Regions from separate parts of the Homo sapiens genome. Here all the other regions are linked to region 2. Evidence: chromatin loops called from intact Hi-C (ENCODE). Cell type or tissue: heart right ventricle. All regions are shown on one strand. Region 1 overlaps IGSF9B (immunoglobulin superfamily member 9B). Region 2 overlaps JAM3 (junctional adhesion molecule 3). Region 3 has its middle 18 kb from the start of JAM3. Region 4 overlaps IGSF9B (immunoglobulin superfamily member 9B). Region 5 has its middle 10 kb from the start of IGSF9B.

Evidence for each region. A loop is a pair of places that touch in the nucleus more often than their neighbours do. Peaks named below come from ENCODE experiments on the same cell type or tissue, not always from the same donor. Only the 100,000 strongest peaks of a DNase experiment are listed, where the experiment ranks them.
Region 1: it touches region 2 in a loop (4-fold over the local background); 93 of 110 quality-filtered maps call a loop at or near these places.
Region 3: it touches region 2 in a loop (7-fold over the local background); 102 of 110 quality-filtered maps call a loop at or near these places.
Region 4: a loop joins it to region 2, with 5 times the contacts of the local background. A loop is called at or near these places in 22 of 110 quality-filtered maps.
Region 5: it touches region 2 in a loop (2.7-fold over the local background); 19 of 110 quality-filtered maps call a loop at or near these places.

What each region holds. Positions count from the first base shown.
Region 1 is chr11:133,925,277-133,929,276 of GRCh38, forward strand. IGSF9B (immunoglobulin superfamily member 9B) reads right to left here. Exons shown (of 20, transcript NM_001277285.4): 13 at 1,640-1,815; 14 at 463-689. Among named protein-coding and RNA genes, the nearest start is that of MIR4697, 29 kb to the left of the region's middle. RefSeq lists a silencer at 2,328-2,417. In heart right ventricle, a CTCF peak has its summit at 2,497; a DNase peak (open chromatin) is centred at 2,505; H3K4me3 peaks cover 462 bases.
Region 2 is chr11:134,137,894-134,141,893 of GRCh38, forward strand. It overlaps JAM3 (junctional adhesion molecule 3), which reads left to right. Exons shown (of 9, transcript NM_032801.5): 2 at 1,958-2,023; 3 at 2,764-2,877. Among named protein-coding and RNA genes, the nearest start is that of SNORD153, 11 kb to the right of the region's middle. In heart right ventricle, CTCF peaks have their summits at 2,071 (motif pointing left) and 2,270; a DNase peak (open chromatin) is centred at 2,078; H3K27ac peaks cover 660 bases.
Region 3 is chr11:134,048,866-134,052,865 of GRCh38, forward strand. No RefSeq gene overlaps it. Among named protein-coding and RNA genes, the nearest start is that of JAM3, 18 kb to the right of the region's middle. In heart right ventricle, a CTCF peak has its summit at 1,805 (motif pointing right); DNase peaks (open chromatin) are centred at 1,806 and 2,176; H3K4me3 peaks cover 589 bases.
Region 4 is chr11:133,945,848-133,949,847 of GRCh38, forward strand. It overlaps IGSF9B (immunoglobulin superfamily member 9B), which reads right to left. Exons shown (of 20, transcript NM_001277285.4): 2 at 214-411. Among named protein-coding and RNA genes, the nearest start is that of IGSF9B, 9.1 kb to the right of the region's middle. RefSeq lists enhancers at 620-1,348, 1,624-1,853. In heart right ventricle, a CTCF peak has its summit at 1,686 (motif pointing right); a DNase peak (open chromatin) is centred at 1,683; H3K4me3 peaks cover 1,543 bases; H3K27ac peaks cover 3,878 bases; H3K27me3 peaks cover 301 bases.
Region 5 is chr11:133,965,081-133,969,080 of GRCh38, forward strand. No RefSeq gene overlaps it. Among named protein-coding and RNA genes, the nearest start is that of IGSF9B, 10 kb to the left of the region's middle. In heart right ventricle, CTCF peaks have their summits at 2,345 (motif pointing right) and 2,546; a DNase peak (open chromatin) is centred at 2,404; H3K4me3 peaks cover 555 bases; H3K27me3 peaks cover 283 bases.

The DNA.
Region 1 (4,000 bases), 210 kb before region 2:
ATATCCAAGTTTAACGGAGCTACTGGAAAAAGAGATAATGCACTTTCTTCCAGGAGCTCTAAATTACTGGAGAAGGGGTTCTTCCCTGGACACACCTAGAAGAGAATTCTTCTTGGAACTTCTCTGCCCACCCCAGGTTAGGCTCAGCAAGGGCTGGGGTCAGTGCTCTGATTACGCCTGCTGGCCTCTCAGCCTGCCCTGCCCAGCTTGTAGCGGTGCCGGGACCCTCAGTAGAACACAGGTCCCCGCTGCCCCAGAGCTGGCCCCGAGCCTGTGGGCCATGATCTGAGGAGTCCAGGCCTTGGTAGCGAGTCTGGGAGAATCCAGGACCAGTGGTGAGGAGGTACAGGATGTGGCTGGCCTCACACACCCAAAGTTGGTCACTCAAAGCTTCCAGTGCCTCTAGAGTCTTGTCGCTTCCCGGATTTGGGAAGCAGCAGCAAGGAAGAGCAAAGCCCTCACCTGTGACAGATCCTTGGCAAAGAACTCTCCTTCGGTGCCGGGGATGCCATCGTCGAGCAACTCCCAGCGCTCTGCGACACGGAACTCCATGATGTAGCGGTCGATGGGAAAGCTGTGGTTGGCAGGCGGAAGCCAGGACAGGAGCACACCCTGCTGAGTCCGATTGGCTATGAGGCACCTCGGTGGGGTGACCAGCACCAGGGGTTCTGGAGTTGTAATAGGGAATGCTGCGGCGGGGGAAGGAGAAGAACCACAGCGCATCAGCGAGGCCCAGGGCAGCCACCGCACCCCCCACACTCCTGTGCACATGTCAGGGCCCAGAGGGAAGCAGAGTCAGGGCCCGGGGCCCAGGGCTTCAGGGTTCTGCCTTCAGAGTACGTCTAAACATACATGAGGGAATCGTGTACTGCAAAAGGGAAGAGAAATGGGAACTATGGGGAAGGAGGAATAATTAAATGTCATCAAAGTATCTCCTGTGCTCTTCCAGGGAGCTAGGGATATCTTCTTTCTCACAGCACAGCAGTCACTCTTTCCATTCCCTTCTTGGCCGGGGTTTGGGGGTCAACACAAGGCCCCACAGAGGTGCCAAGGACTGGGGGTGAGCATCCCAGACTGCTGTCCACCTTGGCGGCCGCTCAGGAGCGGATTCTGGGAAAGGGGCTGGAGTCGCGCCACCTACACCACCTAGGAAAAGCCTGTTCACAGTGGCCCTTTCTCTGGCTCCAGAGCAGAGCAAACACAACTGTGGCCAGGCAGGGAGGAGTATGAGGCTGCCTCCAGGAAGGTGGCCTGGAAGACTCTGCAGCGGGAGGCAGCCACATGCCTACCGCCCAGTGACGCTGGGGCCAGAGGCCAGAACCGGCAGGCGCTGCCAAGGAGGGAGGATGCCCAATCTCCCCTGAAAGCAAACATGTGGCCTGACAAGGAAAGAGAAAATTCTAAGTGTCTTTCTTCCACCTGAAAAAGCAACAGGAATTCGGCCAATGGCACTCTGATGCAGGACCAGCAAACCCCACAGAGACCACAACAAATCCTCACGGGGAGATCAGATGGCACGGCTCTGTGGAGCACTCAGCAAGGTACCGGCACACAGGAGGCCGACTGCTATAGCTGCCTGGGCCACCGCCCCCACCACCTCTACAACCCCCGCTCCCAACATCCCACCCCGGGCCCTCACCTAAAGTGTTCACAGTGACCACCTCACTGAAGGCGCTGGTTCCCAGCTTGTTCTGGGCCAGGACGCTGAACTGGTACGCTGTCTCAGGCTCCAGGGTGTCCACCAGCAGCCAGCTGGGTCCTGGCGGCACTGGCAAGGACAGCCAGTCATGGGGCCCAAACTGTGCCCGCTTCATCCTGGCCAAAAGAGAGAGACAGGATAGGGGACGAGGGGCGGGGTGGGTCACACTGGAGAGAAGAGGGTGCATGCAGGGTGCTCAGGGAGAAGGCACTGGTGGGCCTGGCGTTCCTAGGTTCAAGGGCAAGAAGAGGGCATGGCCCAGAGTGGATGCCCTGCCCAGCTTTGGCTGTGCCAATCCTCCTGATGCTGGGTCACCAACCACAGCTGGCATCTTTTCTACCAAAGGGGCCTTTAGGTGCAAGTCGTGCTCAGGACACTGGTCAGATGGATTACCAGCTGCATTGTGGGAGAATCCCACCCTGGTCACAACCCTAAGAACAAGCTCTGCCTTGGGAGAGTAAGGCTCTGGGGTATGGGGATAAGCGGCTCAACAGTGGCAGGATGAGGGAAGGAGCCCAGGACCTGGCTGCACACACCCCCAGGGACAGCTGAAGTAGGGCCTCGGGTAACCCACAGGGCTCATTCATCCAATCAGACTGGAGTCACCTGAGATGTCCAGGGTATAAGACCATAATGACCAGGGGTTTCCCCACAGTGGGGCCAGGATCCCTAAGGCCGTAAGGGTTGGAAGAAGGTCACGCTATGCATGGAGAGTAGGAAGACGGGCCGAGGGTGTTCCCTTGTTCCACAGGCTCCCAACTCCCAGCAAAGCCGGAGGGCTATGGGTGCAGTGCTGCCACGTCACCACAGGGAGGAGACATGGTCCTGTGGGACTGGCCCTCTCCTTGCAGCCCTGAGCTGTAACCTGGTGGGTGCCCTCCAGGATCCACTCCCGGGTCCCGGCTCACTACCGTGCACGCCCAGGAGGGTGAGATGAGGCAGCGGAAAGCAGTACAAAAAGAAGCCGGCGCCAAACGTCGGAGTCAGTGCACAGAGTTAGAGGCAGGCAGAAAGAAAGGAGACCTCCCCAACCTCGGCCCCGCCCTTCCCTGGCCCAGGCAACAAAGCAGCGAGGAGCCACGTGTGGAAAAGCAGTGCAGATGAGCAGCAGCGTGGAGCAGCAGCGTGAAGCAGCACCGCAAGCAGCAGGGGAGCCCCAATCTACACCTGAGCCCCCCATCGTATGCCCAGACCTCCCACCCAGGCATCTCCAAAGACAGCTTGACCACACCAAATGTCCCACCCTGGACACCTAGGCGCTGAGCAGCACCGGTCTCCCAGCAGCCACCGGGCAGGCTGGTTAGGGCCCCCACGCTGCTGCGGGAGGAACAGAGTAAGGGGACGGGAGGTGAGCTGCGGCAACTCCCATCATCCAGGTGCAGTTCTCCAATCAGAATCAAGACACCCAGGACACTCCGCCCGGGAAGCAGCCACCGAACCACCATGATGGGAGACAGAGCGGGTGCCCCTCTCAACTTCCCTCGCTGCTGAGAAGTGGATAAAGGGGTCTCCCTGAACCCCCTGAGCTGCCCCAGGTGCCTGCCTTTTCCCCCTCCCCTCGAGCTCCCCCTCCTCGAGTTGAGCCTGGCTAGAGAGACACCTGCAGGTGAGACAGGTCTAAAAGAAGGCACTGAGGGGCTCGCCCTCCCAGCTCAAGGTTGTCACCCCCGGGGCAGGGCAGGTGGCTGCCACTCTTACTCAAACAGGAGTGTAGGGAGGGGCAGCCCTTGGGGGTGGGAGGAGTCAGCTAGGCTTCCTTCTCCTCCCTTCCTGTGCCTCCTGCCCTCACCCCGCTTGGCACATTTTTGAGATCTGTATCTACCCTAAGGTTTGCGCAAAGACCTCATATGACTGCATCTGGCTAAACTGACAACAGAGGAATGAAAACAATCGAGAAACACATGGTCCTAGAGAGAAAATGCAGGGGCTGACCCCAAGGCTGGGAAGTGAGCATCACCTCTCCACACCAGTTTCTGTGGCCTCTGGGGAAAAGACAGAATAAAAACTAGACTACAGGAGGTGGGGAGGGTGAACACGTACAAATCATAGTGAGAAAGAACCAGTAAGACCTGGTGTTTGCCAGCACAACAGGATTACAAGCAACAATAATGTATCATACATTCTTAAACCACTATGAGTATAATTGGATTGTTGGAACACAAAGGACAAATGTTTGAGGGGTGGATACCCCTTTACCCTGATGCGATTATTACACACTGCATGCCTATATCAAAATATCTCACGTACCCCATACCTACAAACGTATGTACCATGTACCCACAAAAATTACAAATACAAAAA
Region 2 (4,000 bases):
CGTGGTGCTCATACTGAGAGAAATGTTTATGGCCAATAGTCCCTTAGAGCCAGTGGTGGCGTCTCGTCGAAGTCGTGGTGCTCATACTGAGAGAAATGTTTATGGCCAATAGTCCCTTAGAGCTAGTGGTGGCGTCTCGTCAAAGTCGTGGTGCTCATACTGAGAGAAATGTTTATGGCCAATAGTCCCTTAGAGCCAGTGGTGGTGTCTCGTCTAAGTCATGGTGCTCCTACTGAGAGAAATGTTTATGGCCAGTAGTCCCTTAGAGCCAGTGGTGGCGTCTCGTCGAAGTCGTGGTGCTCATACTGAGAGAAATGTTTATGGCCAATAGTCCCTTAGAGCCAGTGGTGGCGTCTCGTCGAAGTCGTGGTGCTCATACTGGAAGAAATGTTTATGGCCAATAGTCCCTTAGAGCCAGTGGTGGCGTCTGGTCGAAGTCGTGGTGCTCATGCTGAGAGAAATGTTTATGGCCACTAGTCCCTTAGAGCCAGTGGTGGTGTCTCGTCGAAGTCGTGGTGCTCATACTGGAAGAAATGTTTATGGCCAATAGTCCCTTAGAGCCAGTGGTGGTGTCTCGTCGAAGTCGTGGTGCTCATGCTGAGAGAAATGTTTGTGGCCACTTTCCTTAGAAGGAGCCCGTGTGGCCTTGGTAGAGACTCGGAGCCTCACATATCATTCTTTACTAGTGCATCACTGGGCGCTTTCATTTTGAAGGAGAAGTAGAAGGGGCTGCACATGCATGGTATGTATTTCTGGCTCCCAGAGGGAGTAGCCATGGTTATCCAAACAAAATAACATTATCTTCACTTGTCCTTTGTTCTATAACTTTTTGTGGAAGTGTTTTAGGAACCAATAGCAATTCAGGTATATTACACTTCTGTTTTCCATCCCTTTTTATTGAATTATTGTTTAGGGCTTTTGCTAGAATTAGTGAAATCTGACTATTTAGAAAGAAAAGATCCATGTAGCTGGGCCATTAAAGAAGATAAAGGAAAAGAATGGGCTGTGTGAGGCTGCCCAATATGCAAGGAGTTAAAGCAGCTTGGAGCAGAGTTGCTCTGTGATTTTCTTTAGCGGTTATCATAAGCCAGGACCCAGAGACCTTCATCAAGGTGTTCTGTATGAAGGCCTTCTTTGGGGATGGCATGTTTTATTAGAGGCATGGCAGCTAAAGAATAATATTTTGTAGGTAGTCCATGTACCTACTTGATCTTCTCTCCAAGATTAGTTGAGAAATTTTGAGACCATGGTAAACAGGTTTCTGATGTTTGCCCAAACCCATAAGGAATCAGATGCTAGTTTTGAAAGGGATTGCCATGCAATTAGTTATCTTGCTTTCATCAATGATATAAACTCAGCTTCGTGAAAATTACCGTGTTATATTATTATTTTTCTCATTTCAACAAAGACCGGTGAAAACTTCTTCGTGGACTGGAACCACCGGGTTGCTCATACAGCGAGGTGGACTCCTAGCTGGTTGATAACCATACCCAGAGAGTGTTGATGCCGTCCCGAAGGGAAGAGTTCCAGCCCAAGAGTCTGGCCCATATCACGTGCCACTGAGGGTGCCTGTGCAGGATTGGAAGCCTGGGGAAGAGGGGAAGATGGAGGGAGAAAGGGCAGAAGGCCCGGGCAGGTCTGGGAGGAGAGGTGTCGAAGGGTCAATAGGAAATGCTTAGACAAAGGCTTTAAAGCTCTGAGGGCTTTGTTCTGGGACTAAAAAGGAGAAGGAATTCTTAGAACTCTTCTCTTTCCCTTGGCTCCTTCCAGTGAAGGTCAGATTTGAGAGAGAAAGCAGTTAACTTGGCTTACCTAAGAGACTTTATTGTGGAATATTTTTCCATCCTCTGTGGTTAGTAACCATAGCCTACGCAGACGGGAAAACCTGACCTCAGTGCAAGGTTTCTCTGCCGTTTGAGATACATTGTCTCTGATTTTACTTTTCTTTCTCCTTCAGGCTGCCTGATAGGGGCTGTAAATCTCAAATCCAGCAATCGAACCCCAGTGGTACAGGAATTTGAAAGTAAGTACAAACGAAATGCCTAGGATAATGGGCACCATCTACTGGACATTTGATGTCTTGCAGCCAACTCAGGACACATCTGTCTCTGTAAGTGTGCCAGGGAGATGTTCCGGGTGGACTGCTCTGCGGTGCACAGGCCTGGAAGCATGGCATCAGCAGGCCGGCAGTGAGCCCTGTGCAGTTTTCCATCAGCTGTCATCGCACTCCTGCCTGGCTTTGTGATCACACAACAAATAAATTTCTTTTTTCTTTTTGAGATGGAGTCTCGCTCCTGTTGCCCAGGCTGGAGTGTAGTGGCGCAATCTTGGCTCACTGCAGCCTCTGCCTCCTGAGTAGCTGGGATTACAGGCACCCGCCACCACACCCAGCTGATTTTTGTACGGGGTTTTGCCATGTTTGGCCTGACTGGTCTCAAACTCCTGACCTCAGGTGATCCACCCTCCTTGGCCTCCCAAAGTGCTAAGATTACAGGTGTGAGCCACCGCGCCTGGCCAAGAAATTTCTTATATACAAGCAGGGTGTTTAAGGGAGGGGTACACTATGTAGTAAAATCCTTGCTAATTATCTTTATTGTTTTTCTGGCAAAAAATCCTTTCTCAAAGTCTCTTGGAGTGTGGAGTTGGCTACGTTTTTAATCTGCATGAAAGGCCTCTTGAATTAGAGCTTGCAGGGTCTGGGTGCAGCTGAACGTAGAAGCACTCCACATTCACCGAGAGCTCTTTTTCTTCTTTGCGTGTTAGGTGTGGAACTGTCTTGCATCATTACGGATTCGCAGACAAGTGACCCCAGGATCGAGTGGAAGAAAATTCAAGATGAACAAACCACATATGTGTTTTTTGACAACAAAATTCAGGGTATGATCCTGTAGTCCTCTTGCCTGCTGACCTTTCCTCTGTCCATAGACCTGGGTATACACTCTTGGCCAGAAACTTACCTCAGACTGGTAACCTGCATCTGTAGCTAGGACCGTTTTTTTTTTTTTAAAGATTTATAATTATGGAAAATTTCAAATATATGCAAAAGTAATGCAAATGGTATATCAAGCCTCCCTGTCCCTGTCCCCCAGCATCAACAAGTGCAGTTCATTAGCTAGGATCTTAATCTGCTCACAGCCCCATTTCTTTGGGGAATCAAAGTGAACATTTTCCTAGGCCATCTTCTCATGATCCTGATGTGAGTGATGTAGGTGAGTGAATGAGAAGGACCATATGTTTCAGCAAGGGCACAGCACAAATGGACTGAGCCACCCACTGTGTTTCTGGCTTGGTGCTGGGGTTGCCGATGGGGAGAAAACACGGTGTACCCTGAAGTGACATCCTCCCGGGTGGGAGGATGGTGGTCAGGGAAGGCTCCCCAAAGTGGCCTCTCTGGGTGCGGTGTGAAGGGTGGCTGGTTAGCAGGCAAGATGGTATGGAGGGAGGTGGTGATCAGGAGAGAATGCTGTGTATGAAGACGCAGAAGCAACAGACGGACTGGCTGATGGGAAAGACTGGAAGTTCCCCACTGTTGCCGGTACATGGACAGGGAGAGAGGGAGGAGAGGGGGGAGAGGGGCTGGAGAGGTTGCCTGGCCAGGCAGACTGCACTGAATGCCAGGCGAGCATGGGCGGTATCTGAGGGCCCGCTGTGAGGCTCTCAGGGGAGGTGCCGTGGCTGCATCTATGTTTCAGAAGACTGAAGTGGCTGCTGTAGAGAAGAGATTGGAGGCGGCACAACTCAGAGCAGAGGCCCAAGTCAGAGGCCTTCTGCAGAGTCCGGGAGAGGGCTGGTGGGGGGCCCCAAGCTGGGGTGCAGGCAGGGAGAGAGACTCGAGGGGAGGCCTGCTGGGGCTTGGCTGTGCCAAGGGGCACAGAGGGAGGCAGGCAGGTGGCTGGAGAGGAGGATGGCATCCTTTTTCTGACAGGAGGGCGGGAGCTGCAGGAGGTACACATGCAGGCTCGTGCATGAGTCGGAGCCTGTGGAGTTCTCAGAGAAGTTG
Region 3 (4,000 bases), 89 kb before region 2:
AGCATAGTGTCAGGCACACTGCATGATGATGAATCGAATGTAGTGTCCACACATAGAGTTTAACGCCTAGTGAGGGACATACAGTAAAGGTACGCATGACTAGAATATTCTATGCTCCCAATAGAAAGAAAAATGTTCAGGGATGGCCATCCCAAGTGCCCTGACTTAATCATCACACATTATATACATGGATCAGAATATCACATGGTCCCCAAAATATCTACGATGTATGAAAAAACCAGAATATACCTCGAAGCACCAGATAATGCTCCTAAAAGAAGGATCTGTGGAGTCCCAGGGAGGGTTTCAGAGAGGATGAGGGAAGTTCCCAGCTGGAAAGACTTGCAAAAGCCCCATGGAAGAAATCTGAGTTCACCTTCAGGATGGCTAGGATTTAAAGGCACAGAGGGAGAAAGAAGGGCATTCTGAGCAAAAGCCATGCTACCAGCAAAGTGGAAGAACCAGTGCCGTCTGGGGGAAGAAGGATACACCAGTCTGACCGAGGCACACGACAGGCAGTCGGGGCAGACGCGGCGTGAACACAGGCAAAGTCTGAGGACGCTCTGAAATTGAAAGCCAGGCCCTGCAGTTTCTCAAGGTCACAGAGTGAGGAGAAGAGCAGGACTTCCGACGTGAACTGCAGTGCTCCTTCACAGATGACAGATGGCACTTTTCCCCTTGTGATGCTTTGGCCCCTCCCTGCTGGAGGAACCCTGTGGCTGACTCCTCCCCTCCCCAGGGGGTCTCTGGATGCAAAGCAAGGAGACCCCAGGCTAACAATCCAGGCTGTTCTACTCTGGCTTTTGCATTTTTTTTTTTGGATAAGTACGTGGCCAGGCAAGGTGGCTCACACTTGTAATCCCAGTACTTCCAGATGGGGAAGCAGGAAGATCGCTTGAGCCCAGAAGTTTGAGACCAGCCTAAGCAACATAGTGAGACCTCATCCCTACAAAAAATTTTAAAAATTAGCTGGAAGTGGTGGCACACACCTGTGGTCCCAGTTACTTGGGAGGCTGAGGAAGACGGATCGCATGTGCCCAGGAGTTCAGGCTGCAGTGGGCTGTGGTCGTGACACTGCACTCAGCCTGGGTGACAGAGCGAGATCCTGTCTCTAAAACACAATCAATCTATATTTTTAAAACTCTTTTGAAGAGGGCAGCAAAATCCACCCCACCAACTGAACTAGGGTCGCACCCTGGCTCCTAAGCAGCCCAGTGTGAAATATTTGGAACTCTTACGGCTGTTCTTTCTTCTTCCTCATCTCCACACAAATACACTAACCTACGGCTTTCAGTCTTAGCCCTTTATTGCTTTATGTACATGCCCGGCTCAGGGCTTACATCCATCTGGGTATCTCTGCTTAAGACTGCAAGTTCTTAAAATACCGGGATGCTGCCTGTAATCCCAGCACTTTGGGAGGCTGAGGCGAGAGGATCCCTTGAGGCCAGGAGTTCGAGACCAGCCTGTGCAACACAGAAGACACTATCTCTACAAAAAATTAAAAAATTAGCTAGGCATAGTGGCACATGCCTGTGGTCCCAGCTACTCCGGAGATTGAAGCAGGAGGATCACTTGAGTGAGGGAGGTGGAGGCTCCAGTGAGTCGTGATCGTGCCACTGCACTCCAGCCTGGACGACAGAGCGAGACCCTGCCCCCTCGCCAAAAAAAAAATACTGGGATGCTATACACAAAATTGCCTTGAAAACTTGAGCACGGAACACCAAACAGCTAAGCGTGCCGGTTTGGGGAGGGCGGGGGAGGAATAAGGAGCTGCAACGGTAAGAGGCCGCCACACGGTGGCGCAGTGAGGCTGGGAAACGGTGCACCCCGCGCAGGAGGGGGCACTCCCCGTCGCGGCCACCCGGGGTGGGCAGGAGGCGGCGCGGGCTGGCTGGTCTCTCCCGAGAAGGTTCTCTCCCGAGAAGGGTGCGTCTCAGGGCTTGTCAGTGGACCCCTGGAACATGGGGAAGACGCACAGACAAGGGTTTCGCTCTTTGCTCTCCTCTCTCCTTGTCAGACCTCTGTGACCAAGAGAGGCCCAGGGGCACCTGAAGGCCACCACGGTTGTATCCTGCTCTGAGAACCCATCCCTAGGTTGGGAGAGGGAGCAGCCGTGTGCAGGTGGAGATCCTAGCGACAGGAGGAAGTGCCTGCCTGCGTGCGTGCGTGCCTGCGTGCGTGCGTGCCTGCGTACGTGCGTGCGTGCGTGCGCACTTGTCCTTGAGGTGCAGAGACTGGTGAGCAGGGTCAAAGATGCTTTTTTTTCTTAGTCTAATGAGCTCTTGGAAACAAAGCTAATCTCTGGAGGGAAGACACACCCTGGACATTTGCTGCTGGCCTGGAATGGATGTTTTAAGAGCCCATCCTACGAGACGGTTGGAATGCTTTTTTTTCCTTTTTTTTTTTCTTTTTGGTAGAGACAAGGTCTCACTATTACCCAGGCTGGTCTTAAACTCCTGGACTCAAGCGATCCTCCCGTCTCAACTTTCCAAAGTGCTGGGATTACAGACAACAGCCGCCATGCCTGGAGGTTTGAATGCTTCTAAGAAGCACAGGACATTGATGATTACACATTGTATCCGTGTATCAAAATATCACATGTATCCCACATGATAATGTACAATTATCATGTATCGAGTAAAAAAATAAGCACAGGAGAGCTTCCTTTCTGTTCTTATCCAAAACCCTTCCTACACATAGACTGGGCACATCAAAAATGTTCCCACCACAGTCCATATTTGTTACTAAATATACACTCCTGGCCGGGCGCAGTGGCTGACGTGTGTAATCCCAACACTTTGGGAAGCCGAGGCAGCATAGTAGTTCAAGACTGGCCTGAGCAACATGGCAAAACCCCATCTCTACAAAAAATACCAAAAAAAAAAAAAATAATAGCCTGGGGTGATGGCATACACCTGTAGTCCCAACTACTCAGGAGGCTGAGGTGGAAGGATCACTTGAGCCCAGGAGGTCAGGGCTGCAGTGAGCCGAGATCACGCCACTGCTTTCCAGCCTGGGCGACAGAGTAAGACCCTGTCTCAAAAATAAAAAGGAGCCAGGCGCGGTGGCTCACGCCTGTAATCGCAGCACTTTGGGAGGCCGAAGCGGGCGGATCACCAGGTCAGGGGTTCAAGACCATCCTGGCTAACACAGTGAAACACTGTCTCTACTAAAAATACAAAAAAAATTAGACGGGCATGGTGATGGGTGCCTGTGGTCCCAGCTACTCGGGAGGCTGAGGCAGGAGAATGGCATGAACCCGGGAGCGGAGGTTGCAGTGAGCCGAGATCGCGCCACTGCACTCCAGCATGGGGGACAGAGCCAGACTCCATCTCTAAATAAATAAATAGTGGAAAAAAAATTCTACCAGTGTCCTTTCCAGACACTCCTGAACAGCTTTCTGCAAAATGCTGATCATAAGCACGTCTATGCACGTGTTACTGGAAAGGGGTCCCAATCCAGACGCCAAGAGAGGGTTCTTGGATCTCACTCAAGAGAGAATTCGGGGCACGTCCATAAAGTGAAAGCAAATTTATTAAGAAAGGAAAGGAATAAAAGAATGGTTACTCCATAGGTAGAGCAGCTCTGAGGGCTGCTGGTTGCCCATTTTTATGGTTATTTCTTAATGATATGCTAAACAAGAGGTAGATTATTCGTGCCTCCCCTTTTTAGACCATATAGGCTAACTTCCTGACGTTGCCATGGCATTTGTAAACTGTCATGGCGCTGCTGGGAGTGCAGCAGTGAGGACGACCAGAGGTCATTCTCTGCCATCTTGGTTTTGGTGGGTTTGGGCCGGCTTCTTTTCTGAAACCTGTTTTATCAGCAAGGTCTTTACGACCTGTATGTTGTGCCAACCTCTTATCTCATCCTGTGACTCAGAAAGCCTAACCCGTGGGAGTGCAGCCCAGCAGGTCTCAGTTTTTTCACCAAGGCCCCATTCAAGATGGAGTTGCTCTGGTTCAGATGCCTCTGACACACAGATGCCCACAGATCCATC
Region 4 (4,000 bases), 190 kb before region 2:
GCTGTTCAGAAGGCTTTACCCTGCCCCACCTCCACAGCCCTCTCCTCCCACCGCTTGATTAGAACCAACAGAGGACAAAGGATGGGAGGAACCAGGCAGAGACTGGGAAACAGAGATAAAGAGTGGTCAGGACAAGGCAGGGGCCAGAGGGGAACCACCGAGGAGCTGACTCCAGCTGGGGAAGGTGCGGGAGACCGGGTGCCCAGACCTTACCTGCATACTCAGGGTCCACGTGCGGCGGGTAGTAGCCAAACTTGATGAAGATAGGGATGGGGACCCCGAACTTGAACCACTCTACGACATAGGGTGGGGGCTGTCCCGTCACTGGGTGGATCACGTCGCATCGCAGGACCACGCTCTCCCCAGCTCTTGCCGTCACAAACTCGGGCTCCTCTCGCAGGCCGTGGGCGCCTGATGGGGACGGCCAGGTTGGACACAGAAAGGAGGTGACAAAGAGATCCTGCCCCAGCAGCCCCATGTCCGTGTCACAGGGTCACCCCGCCCCCCACCAGCTGCCCTCCATGGGCCACCGTACCCTCCCAGGAGGGTCCCAGGCACACCCTCCATCCCTCTCCCCCTCGCTGCTCATACCTCCCTCTGTCCTGGGGCCCCCAGGCATCCACAACTTGGGGGAAAGGAAGGGAGAGGAAAAGAGAGGGAAGCCATTCTCTTCAGCCCTACACGCCAGCTCTTCCCTCCCCAGTCTCAAAGAGCCGCAGGCGTCATCCAGCCCCACCCCCTGCTGGCATCCTGCCCCAAGAATTACAAGGAGTCCAGGACATGGAGGTGAGGGGCCCGGCCCCCTCTGGAGGCCCACGGCACTGCCCAGTTGTGGCCGCTCGTGCACAGGGAACATTCTTTCTGCTCCAGGACGCCTGCCACTACAGCCTGGTGGGAAATGACAGAGCCAGCCTTCCTCCTCCACCCCACCCCCAGCTCAGCCCGATGTGCATGGCACAAAACAAGGGTACTCCATGCAGGAGCAGGGAAATCCCTAACAAGCTCAGCCGAGGCTGCTCGTGGCAACACCAGAGGGAAACCCCGCAGGCTGAGCCGGCCTCTCCAGCCCCTCCTCCCAGCACAGTTCTGCCAGCCCTGCCGCAGAGGGGGGAGTGGGAGGGGCCCAAGCCCCAGACATCACCATTAGGAGAGCAGGATGCTGGCGACAGAGGAGGGAGATCCCAGGGCTGTCCCCACGTTGGGCAGAGGAAAACGAAATCAGACGGTGGGATAGGGAACACCCACCCTGGCTGGCAGCAGAGAGGGCGAGCAAGGCAGCAGGCGGGAGGACCACCCCTGCCTCCACCCCACCACAAGCTAGAGGACGCCGCAGAGAGGAAGAGCCACGCACCCCAAGCGCCGCAGCACCACTCCTGGGCCCAAAGAAGGCATGCAGCCCTCCTCCCACGCCAGGCTCCACTGCCAGGCAGGGCCAGGGAGGCCACAAGGTCACCTTGTCCAGTAACGTCCCAGGGAAAAGAACAGCTGAGGGGAAGCCTCACCCCCTTCATTCCCTGGTACTACCCCCTACTGCCAGTTGACCACAGCTTTCCCCAGCCCCAGACCCTTCTGGTCCCAGGCCGGGCACCCGACTCTCCAGGGCAGCACCTAGGACAGCAGCTGCAGTACCGAAGCGGCAGCTTAAAGACAGAGAGCCAGCTGGGGACTCCCGCAGGGGAGGATGCCCAGAGGAGGGCAGCACCAGCCCCTGCCATTCCCCATTCCGGTGCCTCGGTCTGACTCTCTCTGCATCTCGGACCCCTGTGTGCACCTCGCTGTCTCTTATCCCTTCATGTCTGTGTCTGGCCACCTCTCTGTGTCTGTGCACGCACACACACATGCTGGGCTCCTCTGTGTTTGTTCTCTCTCTCTCTCTCTCTCTCTCTCTCTCTCGCATCTCTGGATCTCTGTTTGTCTGTCTTACTGGTTCCTCTGTGTGTCTGTCTGTCTGTCTCTCTCTAGCTCCTTCTCTGGATCTCTGTTTGTCTGTCTGCCTTGCTGGCTCCTCTGTCTGCCTGTCTGTCTGCCTATCTGTCCTGCGGGCTCCATTTCTGCATGTGTCTGTCCGTCCATCTCTCTCTGGCTCCTGCTCCTTCACCATGTCTTTCTGTGTCTCCCTCTGTCTCTTTCTCTCTAGCTCTTGCTCTGTGTGGGTGACTGTGTCTACCTGCCTATCTCTCTCCCTGTTTCTGTCTACCAGCATGTGTGCGTGTGTGTGTGTGTGTGTGTGTGTGTGTGTGTGTCTGTGTGTGTTTCGGTTGGCTCATGCAAGGGGAGGGGTTCTGCCTGCTTCTCTGTATGCAAGGGCTCCGTCTCTGCATGTATGTACTTCTGTGTCTGTGGCTCTCCGTGTCTGTCTGTATGTCATCTCTGTGTGTCTTGTTCTCCCCCTCCCCCTCCCCTGCAAGTTGCGGAAGAGGGAGGAGGCAAGCCCTTCCAGAAGCTGATTGGCTCCCGGTGACATCACAGTTTTCTAGAGAAAGAGCTAAGATCACAGAGTATTTTTGGAGCAGAGCAGAGCATTGCACTCACCTGCCTGAGGCCCCAGCATGCTTCCCAATTTCCCCCACCCCCAACCTTGCTTCAGGCTAAGTTTGCAACCCAGCCCCTCAGGGAAAGCAGGGAGAGTGCCCAGCTGCAGCCTCACCTCCCCCACAGCCCCAGGGGCCCTCAGCAGGAGAGGCTGCCTCCCAGCAGCCAGGATCACAAAGGCGGATGCTGGACCAAGAGGAATGGGTGAATAATGGGTGCCATGAGTTTGCAGAGAAGCTGTGTGTGTGTGTGTGTGTGTGTGTGTGTGTGTGTGTGTGTGTGTGTCTACAGCACACACCTGTGAGGAGATAAGAAACTACAAGAGCCTAGGGGAAGAGGAGGGAGTTATTCCCAGGTGCCAGGTTACCTGGAGGAGGGCAGAGTGGGCAACAGAAGGTGGTTCCTTCCCAGGGCTTTGGCCCAGGCAGGAGGAACAGAGGCCTAGGGGGACAGCAGGCACCTCCAACAGTGGAGTTTGCTCTGGTGAGCTGGCTTCCAGGTGGAGGGCTCTAGCGGGCAACGCCAGGAGGTGGGTTGGCTTTGACGTGGGTTCCCGCTGTGAGGCTGCTCATTTGCACCGAGCCAGCCTCATTTTCACTGCACAGCAACGAGGCAGGCTCTTCAAATCTTCCCCAGCGCTGGGATTCCACCCCAGCCCCAGCCAGCCCCTGGGCTAAGCGCTGAGCACCCAACCCAAGGCCTACCTCCAAGGCAGGCCGTCCCCTCCCAGCATCTCTTCCCAAAGACCCTTTCAACCAGGGAGAGGCAGCTGCAGAGAGGACACATCCCAAAGAGGATAAGCAAGACAAAATGAGAGGGAGCTTCCCCAGAATAAAGCAGTGGTGTGGGCGCCCATGTCCTGGCCTCCACCCTCGCTCCAAGCCCTCTTGCTTTTCTGGATCCTAGAATATTTATTGGTTTTCTGTCATCTCCTTCACACACACATGCGCACGCACACACACACGCACGGCATATTCTCTCACTCCATCACCCACAAGCACTTCTCCCTAAGCCTGATCATTTCTGAGCCAAAGTATGTCTAATAACACACTCTCTCCAGAAAAGCTCAATATGAAAAAAAGTAATCAGGCTAGCAGTAAAGAGGGAAGATGGAGGATAGATAGAGAAACCCAAATACAGGGGGAAACCAAACCCACATCCAGGAGCAAAAGAGGTGCAAAGTGGAGAGCAAAGAGGAGAGCAGAGGAGGGGCCAGGTGTGGAGCCCAGCCCTGGGAGGGTGAGTTCAGGCCAGCTGGACACAGACACACCTGTGTGTGTCTGTGTTCTGTCAGAACACCCCAGAGCCTGGGTGGGGGCAGATGGAGACTGGAAGGGGGAGGGGCTGGCTCCTGAAGGGAGTGGGGAGGAAGGGGAGGAAGAGAGGAAGGGGAGGGTGGAGTGTGCTGAGCCCCTCTCCATCACAGCAGCTCAGAGGGGCCAGGCTCCCCCCTCAAAGGGGGAAAACC
Region 5 (4,000 bases), 170 kb before region 2:
GCAGCTTTATCTCACTGCCCCCACCCTTCCCGGGAGCCTTGGCATGCACATTGCCCCAGCAGGTGCAGGGGACAGGAAGAGAGGGGCTGGGGACCAGACAGGGGGCAGAGGTCAGATGGAAACATCAGCCTGCCTTCCTCCGCTGCTACCCCGCTGCCCGGCCTCTTTCACAGTCTTCTATCCTAACCCCTCCCTTCTCTGTTTCTCTCCTCTCCTCCTCTCTGTCCCTCCCCTCGCTGGGCTTCAGAGTGGTATGGACAGCCTAGAGACAGATCCGGATTTATTCTTGGAAAACACGTCCATGGCAGAGGGTACCACAGCAACAAGTTTCCATGGTACTTGGACACAAGGCAAATATGGCACAGAGGAGAGATTCCTGGACTCTGAGTCAGAAGACCTGGGTCCTGTCCCTGCCTCTCCTCACCACCAGTGCCTCCTTAAGCAAGTTGCGTAACCTCCCTAAGCCTCGTTTTTTTACAAATGTCCAACCACTCAATCAACAGTCTGAACAAACCAACGTGTGCCAAGCACCTACTGGGAGCTGAGCACTTTACTAGGTGCAAGACAAGTAACACAAACATGGTTCTTGCCCTCACAGTACGTACAGCTAAGAGACAACAGGGTTGCTCAGAAGAATTAGTGAGCTAAGAGGTTAGTATGGCAGCCAGTCCGCAGCAAGTGCTCAAGAGGTGCTATGCACAGGAGGTCTACCAGAAGCCCAGTGAGGAGAGCGCAGCCGGACCTCCATCTGCCCTGTGGGATGTGGTTGCAATGGCCCTGACTAGAATTAGAGGGTGGTGCTTAACCTCTGACCTTGTCTGCAGCCCAGTGTCTGTTCTAGGTGGTTAAAGACAAGGGGAAAACATGAGATAGAGGATAGAGAGGACTGCCCAACCCGGCGAGGCCTGGCTGTCAAGGATATTTGGGTGTGTATGAATGAGAAGGGTGTGTTCCTGGGGGCAGGGTGAGAGGAATAAACATAATAACGGCACCTGTTTGAGAAAGGAGAGTTGATCCAGAGCCCTGACTGGGGAGGGCTCAGAAGCTGGACTCCCTCCCCACTCCCTTTCTAGGAAAGCAACTTGGAAAAACAGAGCCTGGGCCTTGGTGGTGGGCACAGCTGCCAGGGGAGCCTGGGGCAGTGGTGGGGGCGGGGTGCGTGTGGGAGGAGGCCAGTGGAGGCACTGAAAAGAGAGTCTCATGGGGAATCCGGGACAATGAGCTGATGGAAGGGGGAATATGGGGAGAAGGAGACGGAGGGGCTGGCTCTGCGAGGGCTGCTCTCCTGGCAGCTTCCCAAGGTTAATTGAGGGGCACCGAGCAGCCTCTGCAACATTCCAACAAGAGGGAGGCTGGTTTGAAAAGAGCATTTGCTGTGGGGAGAAGGGGCCTTTCTCTGCCCTGGGCTGCTGTCCCTTTGTGGAGGTTCTTTGAGGCATGAGCCCTGTGAAAAAGCAGGGACTGAGGAGGGGCCAGGGTGGATGGTTCACCATTCATCATCCAGGCCAACGGGCTGCTCTTGGCAGAGAAGAAGGGGTCAGTGGCTGGTTCAGCCACCCTCAGCCCTGAAATGATGGTAGCTGGGAAATCTCTGTACACGGAATTCCACCGAGTCTGACTCTAACATGATTTATGGGCATTTAGAGAAGGGCACGAAGGAAGAGAAGGGGAGGAGGCTGAGTATCAGCTGAAGGACAGGCAGGACAGGCAGTGCCCTTGGGGGGATCAGGAGTTGGCAGTGTAGAAGAAAATGTTGACAGTTTTTCAGAGACCTGTGTCTAGGTTGAAGGGTTTGGCATAATCAGAAATGCCCAGGCTTTTACCATATGGTGTGCTAACATAACTAAAACCCACGTGTTTCCACAAACACACACACAAGCAACATGCTGCACACACAGACATTGTAGGAACACACACACGTATGCAAAATCACACGTACAGAGGTCCACACACCAATGTGGGCCCTCCTGCGCACACACTCACACGCAGAATCTCTTCAGATAACCACACATATGTTATCTTCACCATCTGCTCCCTCTGGAGCTGCTCGTATGTGCAAGTGTGTGCCACATCCTCACGCATCGCGAGGCTAACGTGGGTTGTGTGCAGGTAGGACGCGTGAACACACGTGTTCATGTGCAGGTGGGCCTCGTGCTCTCCCACACCAGAACTCCTGGCATAGACGTACCCAGGACACCCTTCTCGTCTTGCCTAAAGCAGGTCCCAGGGAGACTTGTCCCCCCATACCCACCTTCTCCACCCCTGCTCCGGTCCCAGCGTCCAGGCTGCCGATGCCTCACGCAGTCCCGGCCTCCGGGGCACCCCCGGGTCCCACCCGCCCGGGCTACAGGCGCTGGGGAGCGACCGTCAGCAGGTGGCGCCGGCGGGAGCCTCGCGGAACCGACTGGCAGAAGGAGGACAAATCCGGTTTCCGCGCGGAAATGCGGCCATGCCGGCTAGTGCCTAACCCTCCTCACTGTGCTGAGACCGAGCCCCGGAATGATCTACCGAGACCACCAGGCCAAAGAACGCCACTCCCAAGAGAGAAGAGACAAAGGACAAGATCCTGCCCCTGGGAGGAGACAAGAGGCGCAAGATCAGGGACAGGAAAGCGGCGGGGAGCAACGAACCTCTTCTGCGGGGTCAGCCAGGGGCCCGGGTGTGTGTGCTTGTGTTCCGTGTGCACCTGGCTCAGTGTCTGCATGCACATGTGAGCGCTGCACCCTCATGCAGGGCGCTACCCGTGTGTCAGTGGATATGGAAGAAGGAGGTGTGAAAAGCTTTGAGGACACAGGTGTGTGTGCGTGCATGCGTGTGTGAGTGTGTGCATACGTCCCTGCGTGTCTGCACATACGGCTGCGTACAGGGCGACTCACGGAAAAGGTAAAGATGAAGCCAAGAAAACTAGACCTCACAACTGCAGTACAGCCAGCACCCCACAGACCACAGTCGTTAGCCTCCCCCACATACTCCCCACACCACGCACACTCCAGGGACACACACTCGCACACCACCCACGCAGACAGGTGCTGTGCCACCCCATAGAGACCTGCCACCCACACACTTTCTCACATACACGCAGGCCAGTAGAGAACCTAGAGATGCATACAGATACAGCAACGGCACACCGGCTGTGTGTGCACATGCACGCGTGTGCACTCACACACATGCTGCGCTGTACCTGTAGATCCGTAGTGCCCCACACGCCCAAGAAAGGGAGAGAGGTTTAGGATGGACAGATGACTCTCATCCTGTAAAGCACCCTGGTTTCTGAGCCTCTGGAAATCAGAGAGACATGTGGCATCAGAAAGCCCCTTGTCTGAGGATAGGGGTGCAGGGGAGTGAACAGAGAGCCTTGTACACACACACCCGTGTGCCCCAGGCTGGGGGCAGTGGTGGTCCAGCCGAGTCCTTCAGCACTGTGGACAGCGCCTCCATAGCAGGGCTGCGAAGCCTGGAGCAGTTCTCAGAGGTGCAGGACACCAGAGGCCGCTTACCTGCATCCAGAAGACCAGCTAAGTCAGATATATTCAAGTCCAACCCTGTTGACCCAGGAGTCTTATAAACAGGGGTTGAAAATACCTACCTCTCAGGGCTGTCGGGATGATCAAATGACTGGAGACCATACAGCACCCAGCACTGTGCCTAACATGTACTAGAGAACACTGTCAATATCGCTAACAACCACTCTGGCTCCCAGCCCCAGGCACTTCCAGGCCAGGAGATGAATAGTCTGTGCAAAGCATATTGATTTCCTTGGTGACACAGCATTGCCATGTTGCGGGACCATAAGCCAGGAGATCTGGGTTCATGCCCCAGTCTTGCCAAATTTTTGAGATGTAGGCAGGTTACTCACCCCATGTGAGTCTCAGTTTCCTGTCTACTAACCTGGAATAATCACCATAATAATACTAACACATATTGAGCTTCGTGAACGCCAAGTCCTGTTATAAGCACTTTACAAAGATTAAATCCTTGAATCCTCATGACATTAAATGGA